Linked DNA regions of Mus musculus: region 2 is linked to region 1. Evidence: chromatin loops called from intact Hi-C (ENCODE). Cell type or tissue: gastrocnemius. All regions are shown on one strand. Each heading gives the region's core, and the rest is flanking DNA. Links, peaks and the distances in the headings are about the cores only. Region 1 holds the start of Lrguk (leucine-rich repeats and guanylate kinase domain containing). Region 2 has its middle 39 kb from the start of Akr1b3.

Region 1 (7,074 bases), core at 1,142-6,141:
AGGACCTGCAGCAGAAGCCATAGAGCTTACTGGCTAGTTCAGCTTGCATGAGCAGCTCAGGACCACTTGCCCAGGGGTGGCACCATCCCCCATGGGATGGGCCTTCCCACATCAACTATTAATCAAGACAATACCCCAGAGATTTGCCTGGGGCCCAATTTTACAGAAGTGTTTTCTCAGTTAAGATTCTCTCTTCCCAGAAATGACTAGGCTTGTGCCAAGTTGACAAAAACTAGCCCAGGTAAAACAACTTCCTTTATAAAGACAAAACCTTCTATTTTGATGTGCAGAATTCTAAAATAAGGTACCATAGTATATTTCCAACTTGGCAGGCACATTAGTGAAAAAACAAGACCAAAGCTGAGTACTGAGTACTCCGAACTCAGGCAGTCTGAGGAACGTCACTGTGCCTGGAGGGTCATTGATTCGCTCTGTAAAAAGTTGGTTCTCGGATAGACTTTTTGAGTCTAGTGTGTTGAGTGGATTCATTGTTCATACTGAAGAACCTTGACTGGCATGTTTGTTCGTGTAAAGATTTATTTATTTTATGTATGTGAGTATACTGTAGCTGTCTTCTGACACACCAGAAGACTGCATCAGATCCCATTAAATGGTTGTGAATCACCATGTGGTTGCTGGGAATTAAACTTGGGACCTCTGGAAGAACAGTCAGTGCTCTTACCCGCTGAGACATCTCTCCAGCTCCAACCAGTTTATTTTTATGATGAGTATTTTGGTGAAGTTTTATCTTGTTCTCTCTCTCTCTCTCTCTCTCTCTCTCTCTCTCTCTCTCTCTCCTCTCCTCTCCTCTCCTCTCTTTCTCTCCCCTGCTTGCTTGCTTTCTTTCTTTCTTTCTTTCTTTCTTTCTTTCTTTCTTTCTTTCCTTCCTTCTTTCTCTTTCTTTCTTTCTTTCTTTCTTTCTTTCTTTCTTTCTTTCTTTCTTTCTCTCCCTTTCCTTCCTTATTCTCTTTCTTTCTCTCTCTCCCCCTCCCTCCCTCTTTTTCTTCATTCTTTTTCTCTCTATCTCTTTCTTTCTTTCTGAAAAAGTTGTAGCTTTGGCAGTGCTGCTCAGTCTACATTAGGTGTCTTGCACTGTTCCCGACCCCCATCCTGCCTTAGGCCAATTGTTGACCTCCCTGGAGCTTCAGTGGACCGACCCATCAAGTGAAAGTAAAGGTAGGTATGGAGATAAAAAGGCCAAATACACATCAGTATCATAAGCCAATCGTTAGGTCTTAATATGTTGTAGTAAATTAGCCTGTTTTGTCTCTGAAAGGAATATTAAATATCAGCCTTCTCTACCAGCTCCTTTACAACTATAAAACCTGTGTTTAGGACAAGGAATTCAGATCTTTTATCTCTCCAACCCAGTAAGACTTTTACATAAACGTTTTAATAGCACCAACCCAGTAAGCCCCTGCTACATTCTCAGATTAAAGTCATTGACTTCCTTTCACCTTCATTTCTCTAGCTTTGATTTTAAAAAACTATCCAATCTTGAGAGCCTGAAGTCAGACTCCAGCCAGTGGAAAAAAGACAGTTGCCACCATCAAGTGGACTTCCTGTCTCTGTGCCTTCATTCTCTCTAAATCATCCTCCTGAAAAAGAGTAACATTTTGCTTTGTTGAGACGCTTCAGATGGAGTGGTGGGCTCTGTCTTTGGGACCTCAAAGTTACTTCGAACAGTCTCTAACTTAGCAAGTCTATGTCACAATTCCTTATCTTGTGGATTCTGAATATGGTTGCCATCTTTAACTCTGATTGACTTGAATAATTACTGATGTCATTTATTGTTTCTGCCACACTCCTTCCCATTTAGCTCCTGAGTAAACAACACAAAGACATCAGAATTCATTAACAAGCTACAAACCTAAACTGGGCAGGTTCTGACACTATGACAACCCAATGAGGCTATTAATAACCAGATGAATATACCCACTGCTTGCCAACTGAGTCTTGTTTTGTTTCATGTGTGGCCTCAGGGTGAGCTTCTCTTGGCCACATGATCATGGGCCATCCTGCCTCATGGAGTCCTCCTTCTTCCTTTACCTTTTTCCTTCTCCTTGTAGTCCCTACCTAAGACCCCCTACTCCATTTCAAGTTCTGCCTTCCTCTCTCTCCTTCCCAGTCTTGGGCTCTAGCCTTTTATTGTCCAAGCAGAGATTGGGGAGAATTCTTTATAGCACATTGGTCAATACAATGCCCACGTCTAGACTGAAATGTGACCTTGGGACACAGAACAAGCATCTGAATGCACAGTTCACGAGACCAACTCCAACAAATAAACTCTCCCCAGCCTGTTTCATTCTAGTCCTTGTAGGGCAAACATGTTTTTCATGTTTTGAAATTATTCTTTGACAGATCCTAACTCTACCATCAAACATTTTTCTCAGTAGATTGCCGTTAGCAAAGTTCCCTCTGCTACAAATGCTGATTAAGTTATTGAAGACACACATAGGGTTTGCGTTTTTATAATTTCTGCAAGAGCAGAGCGAACACTCTAGTCTTCTTAGTTAGGTGGATCCAGACCCTAAGGCAATGAGGTTGGAGAGAAATCCCTTGTCAAAATCGGTACCCACTAGGAAAAGAAATAACAGGCAAGGCAAACCTAGCAGAGAGATACTTTCATTGCGCCCTTTCCAGTTACGAGCCGCAAGATAATGAAGGAAGGTAATTCTGAAAGCTTTATGTCAGTTTTAATGGTCCCTCAAGCACTAAGAAAGATAATAGTCAATGGATGGTGTCCATAAGAATTTTTTCTCCTTTTCCCCTGACAGCCATTGATAGGATCATTTTGTATTTGTAATGGCTGTCACTGAAGCATGGAGAAATGGCCCAGTAAGGCCAGAGGATGAAGACAACTTCCCTGTCAGGATCTCTGTTGTCATTGCTATGGCAATAATAGTTGCTACAGTTCTCGTTCTGTTTTTCTATAGCATGTCTATTTTGTGGAGCTTAAGGCTATAGGATTTGGGTTTCATAAAATCACACTAGCAGAATGCCATGCCTTTTCTAATCCTTCAAGAAGAACATTTGATAAAACTATTCAGCAGGATGAAAATAATTACAGATGCAGGTCACTTGACTAATTATTGATGGAATACTAACCTCTTCACAGGGGTTCAGATACACTACAATTAGTTTGATTTATTTTCCTTTTCTCTCCTCCCTTTCCCTTCCTTCCCTTCCCCAATCTGCCCCTCTGGTCCCACTGCTAGCTTTTTTCTTCCCAAGGACCAGACTCAGAGTTGGACAGGTATGTAAATTAACTACAAATGAGCTCTTAAAATCCTTTGGTAGTTTCTCTTCATTATCTACAATGAAAGGAAAAGGAGAGGAGTCAGGTCTTTTCAATCTTCTATGTCACGGCCTCATCTCCTCCCACGGCGCTGTGCATAGTGTTAAATTTCATCTTTACTAGCTTTCCGACCGACAGAATTAGGGATGTCAAATGCTTCCAAAGTTCGATGGTGTGAATGAAGCCAGACTGGAGATGCTTGTGTGAATGTTATCAAATGTGAGGTGAACAAGCTCAAAGAAGGACAGGCAGCAAGAAGACAAAGAAAGTGGGTGGAGAAAAGGGATTAAAAGTACATGCAAAAAGGAACAACACTAGCCACTGAACGTAAAGAGGAAAATAAAAGAAGCAGCAGAACGCTGCAAAAGTGAACGCCAATGGAGACCTTGACAGAATGTGCAAGTACGGAAGCTTGGACTACAGCCCCCCAGAGTTCCTTGCAGCGCCGCGGGCCATGACGTCAGTCTCCTAGGCAACGCGTATAAACAAGATGGCGGCCTTCGAGCGAAATCCCTCGAGATGGAAAGGCACCCGTTTCAGGCGGGGTTTGGGCGCCTCTCGCATTGCAGCCCAGGCGATACTGTCGCTCACAGAAAAACAAAGTCAGGGCCGTTGGCCTTCTTTCCCCCTGGGTCTGAAGTCAAAAGGGACTTTCAGAAGCGCCTCCTCTTACCTCCTCCACCAGCTCATCCACCGCTCTCATGAGGCAGAAGCGGAGCAAGAAGAGAAGCAACAGGAGGACGGAGAATCTGAAGAGTCAGAGGAGTCCGAAATGCAGAATTTGGAGGTGTGCCTCCCCCCCTCCCCAACCCGCACCCCAGTCTCAGGCATCCTCCAGCCGCTCAACCTGGCTGCCTCAGCGGCAGCTTGCTTCTGCCTTCTCTAGCCCTGGGCTCAGCCCACTCCACTCTAGCCAGAGGGCAAGGGCTTTTCTTTGCTGCTTATTTTTATTCCCCCATTTCTCGTGTGCTTCACCTCCTGTCTTGGAGAAAGGGGGTGAAACCCTCCAAATATTTACTTTCTTTTCCTAGTTTCTTATCTGTCAGATTACACACTGTTATAACGGGGGGAAAAAAATCAGTGTACCAGTATGGGTTTAATGCTTTCAAAATTACGCATTGACAAAATTATGCGGGCCATTCATCTTCTTCCTTCCTCCAGGGTGGTTTAAAAAAAAATCCCAATGCTCTGCTGAAGACGAAATAATGTATACGTTTTATATGTTACTTCTGCTCGGGGTATTTGTGTGCCTATTTAAGCACTCCCACTCTTTCTGGTTAGAAGGGAGCCACAGCATGATCAGAGAGAGCCAGCTCACCCCTAGTTGGCAGAGTTTGGCTTATGGGGAGCGTTCCCAACGCTCTTAACTATTTTCCTAATCTCCTGATTCCACTTCCCTTCCCCACTTGACTGTATTCCCACACACCGACTGTCCTTCCTCATCCCTTCGCTTCCTTCCACCTTGCATTCCCTTACTCCTAGTATTGGCTTCTATTTATTGTGCTTTTTCAAAATCGTAGGTTGATCTGTTTCCCTCTCATACCCAGTTAGGCTTTTCTCTCTGTCATAGCTACTCAGAACCAACATCTTTCTTGATTTCACTTCTTGCCTTTTTTCGCTGCTCCCCCTTCTTTTCCCTCAGCTTCTTCACAAGCCACCTTTCTCCCCCTGTCAAACATGGCTCCTGGTTTGCCTTCTTTCTTGTCCTTCCTGCCTCTGACCTCCCGTTACTCCACTTCTGCCCTCCTTTCCCTGGGCTCTTGTCTCTAATGCCCTTTCCTGCACTTGGAATATTTGGCCTATTTCCCCCCTCATCCCTCTTTTTGTTTTTCCTAGTCTACATCTTTCTTCCTGGGCTGGTTGCATTCTAACGTTGCTTGAAGTTGGCTATAGCAGTGTGCTGGCAATGGCGTTCTTGCCATTCTCACCCGGCACTGAGAGGCAGAGATAGGGTGATTGTCGTGAGTTAGAGGTTAGCCTGGTCTACACACCCAGTTTCTGATTAGCTAGAAACACTGATAGAACCACACAGTGAGACCGTGCCTTAACAATAACGATGATGATGATGATGATGGTGATGCTGGTGATGATGATGAAGATAATGATAACAAACAACCAAAAAGGCCATCATTTATTTTATTCTCCCTTTGTTGGTTAATTTTCCACCTTCAGCTGAGACTACGACAAACCGTAGCTGTGTTTGTGCTCCTTCGAAATGTTTGTGTGGTTTCCACCATCTTCCACCCCAGAGGAATTCACAAATGAACCACCAGCATTACTTATGATTCTAATTAGCACAGGCTCCTTGGATATGAGTTCATTAGCGCCATCATTAATCTGTCTTCAGGATGCCATTAACAAGCCGTTAGAAGGGGTCCATCCAACTGGCTACCCCTTTCTGGTTTGGAGACTATGTTGAGAAAAAGTTTATTATTTCCTCCAGTTATATTCTAAATACTGATACTGACTTTTCACGGTATTGCATTTTAAAATGTGGAATGAGCTGAAAAGTTGTGAAGTATACGTTCTTGTTGAGTGGTTGATTTCCCGTTTCTCACCCTGATTCCAAGTAATCACGTGGTGGCCATATTCATCAGTGCAGCCTGCTTCAGACTGCAGAAGCCCTGATGACTTTAAGGGAAGCGGCTGAGACTGGCTGTTTGGAGCACAGCCTTTGTGATGAAAGGCTTGTGGCTGGGATGTGGGCTAGCCTTTGGTTAGTACCAAGATTCTGAATAAGTGATTTAGCTTATAATGTGCTTGAGAGTCCCCTCTGTCTCGTGGATAACTAAATGCTATCCTATATGTAAAATGCTTAGCATCGGGCCGGTGAGATAGCTTCTCATGTAAAGACATTCGCTGCCAAGCTTGATGACCTGAGTTCAACCCCCTTGACCCACATAGTGGAAGAAGAGACTTGACTCTCCAACGTGGTCCTATGACGTCCACATGTGTGCTGTGGCATGTGTGCATGTACACAATACACATACAAATAGAAAGTGTAGTAAAAATCCCAAACACTTAGCATAGTAGAGTCCTGATACTAAAAACAGTAATTCAGACATTTCTAATTGCTACCTGTAGCTTGTTAAAGTGGTTTTAGCCCTATGGAACGAACATTTACCAAGCAATTGCTTAATAGGAAACAGGAAACACTCTTTGACCGCGTCTCGACCCAACATTTGGTGCGTGAAAACTTCCCATTGCCAGTACCAGTCACTCAATGTGAGCCACAGTGCCTATTCACTGGGATAGTTACAGACTCCAAATTTAGTAAGAGACTACCGTAAAGTTTTCATCTGCTGGATAGAGTAGGCACTCAGAAGTTACAGATGGAATAAGTAAGTGATGGCAGTTAAAATAGAAGACGACGCTGTGACTGAGATGTGACGGAAGACATGCAGGGTCCATGCTCTCAGAGTGACACATGGGTATGTCACAGCAAGCAGCACCTGGAGTTTCATACACAGAGACAGGATCAGCTGCACTTGGGAGTTAAAACGTAAGAGCGGAACAAGCAGCTGAAGCTGGGGTAGGGCTAGGCTCTGGGCTGTGCACAGACACTCACTTGATACTGTAAGCAGTTCTCTGATGACCAGGTAAATTTAGGTGATAGGGTGGTATGTATTCTAGCAGTATCTATAGGGGAGCGGGGAGATTCCGGACTAAGGGAGTGCTTGGAACATAAAGTAGGTTAAAGATAAAACACTTACGATGAAACCATCACCAATTGGGTGTCAGAGACCTCATTGTCACTGTGAGACAGGACAGTGGGG
Region 2 (7,074 bases), core at 702-5,701, 250 kb after region 1:
GAGCAGAGACTAGATCATTTATTCTCAACACTGACCAGATATGAACCTCTACATTAACTATCACCCTCTCCAAAAGAGGAGTGTCTCTATAATCTACTAAAATCACCACTACCCAGGAGTTAAAGGTTTCTATAAACCCAGACATGAGCACCGTGAACTAAGCAGCTGTGCTTCCAATTATACTGGTACTTTCTGGAGTTTTATCTTATGCCCCTACATATTGATATGCATTGTCAATTTGGCCTCAGCCCCTTGTGGGCAGGGAAGAGCTATGGTCATCGATCAGTATTTACTAGCTGATTGATTGAGTTCCTCTCAGACTCTGTTCCTAGCTATACCACTAATTAGCTCGTCGTCCTTGAGTTAGGCAGTTAGTTGTTCTGACTCCGGGTTCCATGAAAAGAGCTCACGATCTTTCTGTGCTTCATTCTGTTTCCTTTCATTTTGCTTTGTTTGTTTGTTTTTCTTATTTGAAACAAGGACTCGTGTAGCCCAGGCTGGCCTCAGACTCAGTGTACAGCTGAGGACGATCCTGGACTCTCACCTTCTGACTTCAGTTCACAAGTTCTGAGATTCCAGCACCACACCTAGACATAATTAATAATCGTCATGGTCCCTTCCAGCTTTAAGTTACTATGAAGTATTTTGTCCTACCATGTTTTTGGAAACTAGCCATAGAAGTCCTGCTGCTTTTGACTTGATCAGTACTCCAGCCTTCTGAGTACAGGGAGTGCAAATAAAGGCAGTGCGAGAGAAGAAAATGGTAGCAGCTTTGCCGAGAGTCAAGGAAGGAGAAGGCCCAGGAGACGGTGGCTCAATTCCCCAGCAAAACAACTCATATAAACGAGCTGATGATAGTCTTTGATTGCCCATGTCAAAATTAATAGACCTTAAAGAGACTTCAGAAATATGTTCTCTTGAGTTGTTCAGGAAAATCCATGCACGGGGGAAGCAGAAATCTAGAAAGTCAATAGAAGTTATTGTCATTGTTTCTATTTTCTTTCTCCTGCTTTTCGAAAATAAAGACCCAAGAGGGGATCGTTAAACAGGGTCTGATGGCTTCATTTATCATCAAGGAGCCATCTTGGTCCTCTCCCCTCTGCCTTCCTTTCAGTCTCCTTTCTTCCCTGTGTTTATGTGTCTGCTGCTCTTTCATGCCACACTGTGGGTTGTGATGTGGTTAGGAAAGCACAGGCCCCAGCTCAGAGGACAGCTACGGAAGGGCTCCTGGTGATGTAGTGAATAGGGTAACACAGTTCTCATGTGACATAGGATGGGACCAAGTGAGGAACTCCCAACAGTCTGAAGAAGCTCTTCCCAATATGTGAATACATGCACACGTGCACGCATGTGCGTGTGCACACACACATACACACACACACACACACATGCACACAAATACACATGAGCACACAAATGTGCACACACATGCATGCACCCACGCACAAACAAGCATACATAGGCATGCGCACACACACACACACACACACACGTATTAACACAAACACATTCATGCACAAACACATGCATGTATGCACACTCATAATAAACAGATTGTATTAGGTACAAAAAATACCTGGCTGCATAAACAGGATCAATGCTTTCTCTTCTTCACTCAGTAGCTTCAGCATCTACCCACCACAGCATTACTCAGATGCCTTCCTTCACGTCTTACCCTGCCCCTGTGAAGTGAATCATGTCCCTAAATGACACTGCACAATGTCTACGCTCAGCTTTCTTGAGCTCTGTGTATTTGTGTTCACCCCTCTGGAGCTCTGTCCTACCTGTGCCCTCACTGAACTTAGGCAAGGAGAAGAGCCAGGCCTCTGCGTGTTTCGTGTATGGTGTGTGGTTCCAGCTGCATGTCCCTCCTTCAGCTTTGGAGTCACTGCAGAAGCCTGCAGATGGGAGAGGGACAGTAGATGTCCTTAGGAAACTGAAGATGTGAGTTTCTAAGCCCAGGGGACCTTCATTCTGGGTTTGCTCTAAGTCTATTTTTACTTCATTGATTTCAGTTCCAGCTGGGACTGCGTTTGCCCATTCACTTAAAAATGCTTCATTTCCCTCCCTCTCCTTTATGCCTTTCTCTGCTCTGCCCTTGGAAGCGGAAGAGAATTACGTTGTCTCTGCTGCTCTGCACGGAGGCTCCCAGTGCCTTCCTTCCTGGGTGCAGACAGATGTTGTTGAACCCACTGCCCTGCCATGAGAGAACCACTAGGAAACCAGCTTTGCTGGTGAGTGCTGACCACTGGACAGCATTGTCTGTAGAGAACATGCTGGGTTTGGAGAGATCTCTCTGGGGTTCACTGTCCCCAGGCCTGAAGTTTTCTGTCTTGAAGAAATGATTGTGGTAAGAATTAAATGAGAGGTCTGGAGAGGTGGACAAGTGCTTAAGAGCACTTCCTGGTCTTGTAGCTAACTCAGGTTCCCAGGATCGGTTCCCAGCACCCATATGTCAGCTCAAAGCTGACTGCTTCTCCAGTTCCACGGGGTCTTGCCACCTCTTTGGGCCTCCATGGGACACCGGGAATACGTATGGCGTACATATAGACATGTAGGTGAATAAAATAAAACAAATAGATAAAGCCTTTTTAAAAGATTTTTTTTTAAAATAATAAAGCTTTAGCACCGAGGAGGTAATCAGTAAATTATAGACCTCTCTCTCCCATTGTCTGTAAAATCTGTCTTAAGTCCTGGACAGAAAGCAGGCAAATGGCTTCTCATAACGCAGACATTTTCAGGCTTTCCTAACTTGTCCTTCATCCTCCATCCTTGCCCATACCTGGAAGCCATTACAGAAACTATCCCGAAAACCCACGATGAGAGAGAAAACATGCCTAGCCTCTATTGCAGACAGCATGATTCTCACGGAGTCACCGTCTGTCTAAGTTACACAAACTTACAGAAGATGAAAAGCAGAAAAAAATGGAATTCACACCAAAACCACAGCGCAAGTCAAAACTTCCAGCCGCCCCGACACTAAAGAAAGTAGAGCAATGCTGTCCCCAAGTGTTCATACTCTGAATGACAGTTTTTAACTGCAGGGTTTTTCTTTTAACTCCCTCCATCTGATGGGTAACGCCCAGCTTCAAACTGATCCAAGCCCCATGTCAAGAAAGTACATGGAGGATGGAAACAGGTAGCGTAAATAAAACATCAAAGGACTGTGTTGATAATCGAGACAATCGAGGCAGTGAGGCTGCCGTGGGAAAAACGAATTCTCTTGAAAGAGGAACAAAAGAAACAGCCCTTACTGATGCAGGACTGGTTTTGAAAATGTGGTTCTTATACTATCACAGGAGAATCTCTGAAGAGCTTCAGTAAAGATTCAGATTCCTGGTCCCATAGTCAGAACTGTGGGGGAGGGCATAGTTTGTACTGTTTGTGAGTGCCCTACCCAAGCAATTTAAGTTTGGGAACAGAAGCCTTGAAGAGCCAATGACTTACTGTATAACACGAGAAAGAGAAATCAACAGGCAGGAGAAGAAATCATGTCTAAAAGGGGCAGAATATTGAATGGAAAGAGAAGCTTTAATACGAAAGGGGGTAAAAAAAAAAAACTTCCACAGTGTCTTAAAGCTGGGAGAGACCATTAAGATTATGAGTTCTATCTGGATGTGGTTGTGCGATTCCAGCACTTGTGAGTGGAGCTGGAGAGTCACGTGACTCCCCAAGTAAACACATTTCCTTGGCCCAAGTGGGCTCCATGCATCCTTTAAAAAAGTAGGGGAATGCCTGTCTTTGGTGTTTGCTTTCTTCCAGGACCAGCAAGGTGCCTGGCAGCCTCACATACTTGATAGATGCAATGCAGGGAAGTGGACGCTCAGATGCGAGGGAGCCTTCCTTTGAGTGGGGTCTCTTAGGCCCCTTTCTGGGAGGAGGCCACAGCACCATGGGATCCCAATCTATTCCTGGTAAACAGCCACTGTGGAATGAGAGTCCCAAGGCACCCTGAAGACTGCTCAGGAGGAGTCATGGCATCCGTTGTAGGTCTGTTGGTGGATGGGAAATGAAAAAAAAAAAAACAGATAAAAATGTCAGTTGGCAAATGTGACATTTGCCTATTCCTGTGGTTATATACTCCCAGAGTGGCCCATTTCAAGACACAATGTGGCATCCCTGAACATTGACAATCAGATTCAACCTCAAGCAACCCCCTGAGCATAGACAATAGAAGCATATAATAAAACCACTAAGAAGTGATGTTTTGAGTACGAATTGTGTGTTTCTAATATTATATATTGAATTATGAAAATGTATGGACTTAATTTTTAAACCCAATCATGCTTTTCCTTTGCAAGTTTCCCAGAACTATGAAAATCAGCTCTTGTGAGCCGGCAGGAACTAGCTCTGGTATTCCATCAACCTGAGCCAATAATTATTCTGCCACTAACCTGAGGCCAGAGACAGAAGCCATGGGCAATCTTGGGGAAGAAGCCATTGATGGCGCTGCTGAAAAGAGCACTCCTCTTGTCTGGCTCTGAGGCCACCACTGGGTGACAATGAAACATCACCTTGTTGAGCCCTGGCTTTTGCCCTTATGCTCTTTTTTCATTTTGGGGTTAGGCCTGCTCTGGCCTCTCTGAGGGGACTCAGGGACACAGAACAGCCCACCCAGTGCAGTCCTGGACCCTGGAGAGTCCACTTAATGTTGATGGTTGAAAGTATCAGACAGTAGAGAAGGCTGTGACCAAAGCACAGGAAGACCTGACTTCTGGTTTTCATGATGCCATTACTAAGTTGTTCAACTTTGAAGTCTCTGTGCCGCTGTTTCCTCGTCTGGGAGAGAAAGTTAGTTAAGACATCTGAATCTGAAGTCTCCATCCTCAAGGTCTGACTTCCCCATTGGGTCACTGGGTATAGGAACTTTCTAACCCACAAGAAGAGGCTCTAATCCATGGAAAACTTTACCGGGAGCCCGACTTGTCTGTTCATGGCAGGAGTCCAGGGGCATGCATAGGATATCCTGGAAATTCCAGAGAGGGGCACATCTGTGCCAGAGGGCTGGAGCAGGCTTTAGGACCACAGCCTTGGATTGCTTAGGAGACACGTCAGGGAAAGTTCCAGCCAAGTCCTTTCTCATCTCTTCTGGGAGATGACTGTGGGATAGGAAGTCGCAGGAGAGAGACGACGGTGTGAATACCACAGACTGTTACTTTTAAATAGCAAACTTTATCAGGGGTGAATTACATTTCATCCTTTAAAAGCAAGGGTATAGTTAACAAGTCAAGAATAAAGAGAAGGCTCTTAGGGATAGAGAGGGGTGAGAGAACGTTCTAGAAGCCTCTATACTCAGTTGTAATAGTAAGTCTTTCCTTTGGAATAAGAATTATAACAGAATGCATTTCTTTATTCCTTGATCAGCACTCTAGTGAGACTTGTCTATCCCATGATAGAAGAACTAGACCAGGACAGTGGATGTCCATCCTTGTCCTAAGTGAAGGAGAATGAGAAGGGAGAGGTGGATCCTGATGGCTCTTGCTCCAGGCCTCCAGACTTCCTTTCCATACGAAGATTTCTTTAGGCAGTGCCTGGTGGGGTTCTGGGCCTCTTCCCCCAGCAACTTTTGGCCTCTGTGGAAAAATCCCCTTTCCCTTTTGTTGAGCTGGGGCTGAGATGGAAGTTTCCAGAGGAATTTTTTCCTCAGAACCCAAGGGATGGAAAATAAGCACAAGGTCCTTAGAAAAATCCCCATTCTGGTGGAGTGTAGATTTCCACAGACCCAGGCTAAAGGCAAGGGTTAGTGGGCTCTTTCTCTGGTCTCAAACCTAAGCAGTGTCCCACTTGGTACCAACCCCACCTCTGCCTTTCCCATACCATTTTGGGCTGGGGCTGTTGGAGATGAGTCTGAAAGACCCTGCTCCTGTGGTGAAGGCAGAGCCTTTGCTCCTGATACCATTCAAGTGGGCTTTAGAATTATGGGGGTACAGGTCTAGCCAGCACCACAGCTAACCCCTGGTCCAACTCATCCAGCCTGTACATTCTCCTTTCAGGGAAGACCTTTAGAGTCTCTTGCACCCATGTGCCAAGGCTGGTAGGCTCTTGTGTATGGCCTGTAGGTTGGCCCAAGGCATAAAGTATCCTGGAAGCTGGACCATCCTTCCCATGGCTTCTCCGGACTGGGGATTCAGAATGGACTCTTTTGGGTCAGAGGGTCAGGTGTGTTCATCACTTGGCCAACTGTGTAAAAACTCAGGCTTCAGAAGGCAAGGAAATGCAGCGCACAGCGTCTTGTCTTTGCTTGCTCACTGGTACCTCCTTGAAAAAGTTGTAGGTGGTGGTGTGGTTCAGGTGGGGCTGGTCCAGGAGAGACAGGACCTAGGAGTCTCAGAGCTGGTTGGCTCTCACAAGCAGAAATTCAGAGGGTCGCCACTTGGCCCAAGCAGAAATTACAAAGCAGCTAAGCCATTATGGACATCACAACCCCAGGCCTCTGAGCTGAGACCCACTCAGCCTACAGGAGGGGATCTAGATTTTCATGAAGTTTTCTGGTTCCGCACAGATCTCACTCCCCACGGCCTCTGAAATCCCTGACTTAGTCCTGCAAATCACTAGCTAACTGCACTACTTAAGCATCAGCAGACCTGGGCCCAAGAAGGCACTTAAACTCCAAGGCCTCTACCCAATGGCCTCGGGACAAACCTCTTAGGTCTTCTGGGGAGCACTAGTCCTGTGACAGGGTGACAGGAGACAGGATGAGCATGCTCACTTTCTCTGTAAAACCCTACTCAGGGGCTTCCTTCTTCTAGGTTCAAATAACGCCATTATGCTCACTGATCAAATTTTTGGGGGTCTTCTCTCTCTTTCACACACACACACACACACACACACACATACACACACACACACACACACACACACACACACTCACACACCATTTTTTTTCAACTGATGTTCCAGAGAACTAGGATCAAGGTACTGAACACTTCCTTGTACTCTGAGTTCTGACTGTGTTGAGCCCAGTAGGCCAAATGCCAACCTTCCTTCCCTCAGAAAAAGCCCTGTGTGTCCCCCTCCCCCTGCTTTCTTAGCTTAACTCTAAGACCACCTAGTCCTTTAAGAGCTTTCCGCCCC

The links. Peaks named below come from ENCODE experiments on the same cell type or tissue, not always from the same donor. Only the 100,000 strongest peaks of a DNase experiment are listed, where the experiment ranks them.
Region 2: it touches region 1 in a loop (2.5-fold over the local background); 4 of 42 quality-filtered maps call a loop at or near these places.

Annotation. Positions count from the first base shown.
Region 1 is chr6:34,025,669-34,032,742 of GRCm38, forward strand. Lrguk (leucine-rich repeats and guanylate kinase domain containing) reads left to right here and starts at 3,780. Exons shown (of 20, transcript NM_028886.1): 1 at 3,780-4,085. The coding sequence starts at 3,789. Gm38786 (a long non-coding RNA gene) reads right to left here and starts at 4,056. Exons shown (of 4, transcript XR_868961.1): 1 at 3,972-4,056. In gastrocnemius, for the core only: no CTCF peak of the experiment used is centred there; DNase peaks (open chromatin) are centred at 3,767 and 4,118; H3K4me3 peaks cover 1,269 bases; H3K27ac peaks cover 791 bases.
Region 2 is chr6:34,274,915-34,281,988 of GRCm38, forward strand. No RefSeq gene overlaps it. Among named protein-coding and RNA genes, the nearest start is that of Akr1b3, 39 kb to the right of the region's middle. In gastrocnemius, for the core only: a CTCF peak has its summit at 3,003; a DNase peak (open chromatin) is centred at 2,998; H3K4me3 peaks cover 306 bases.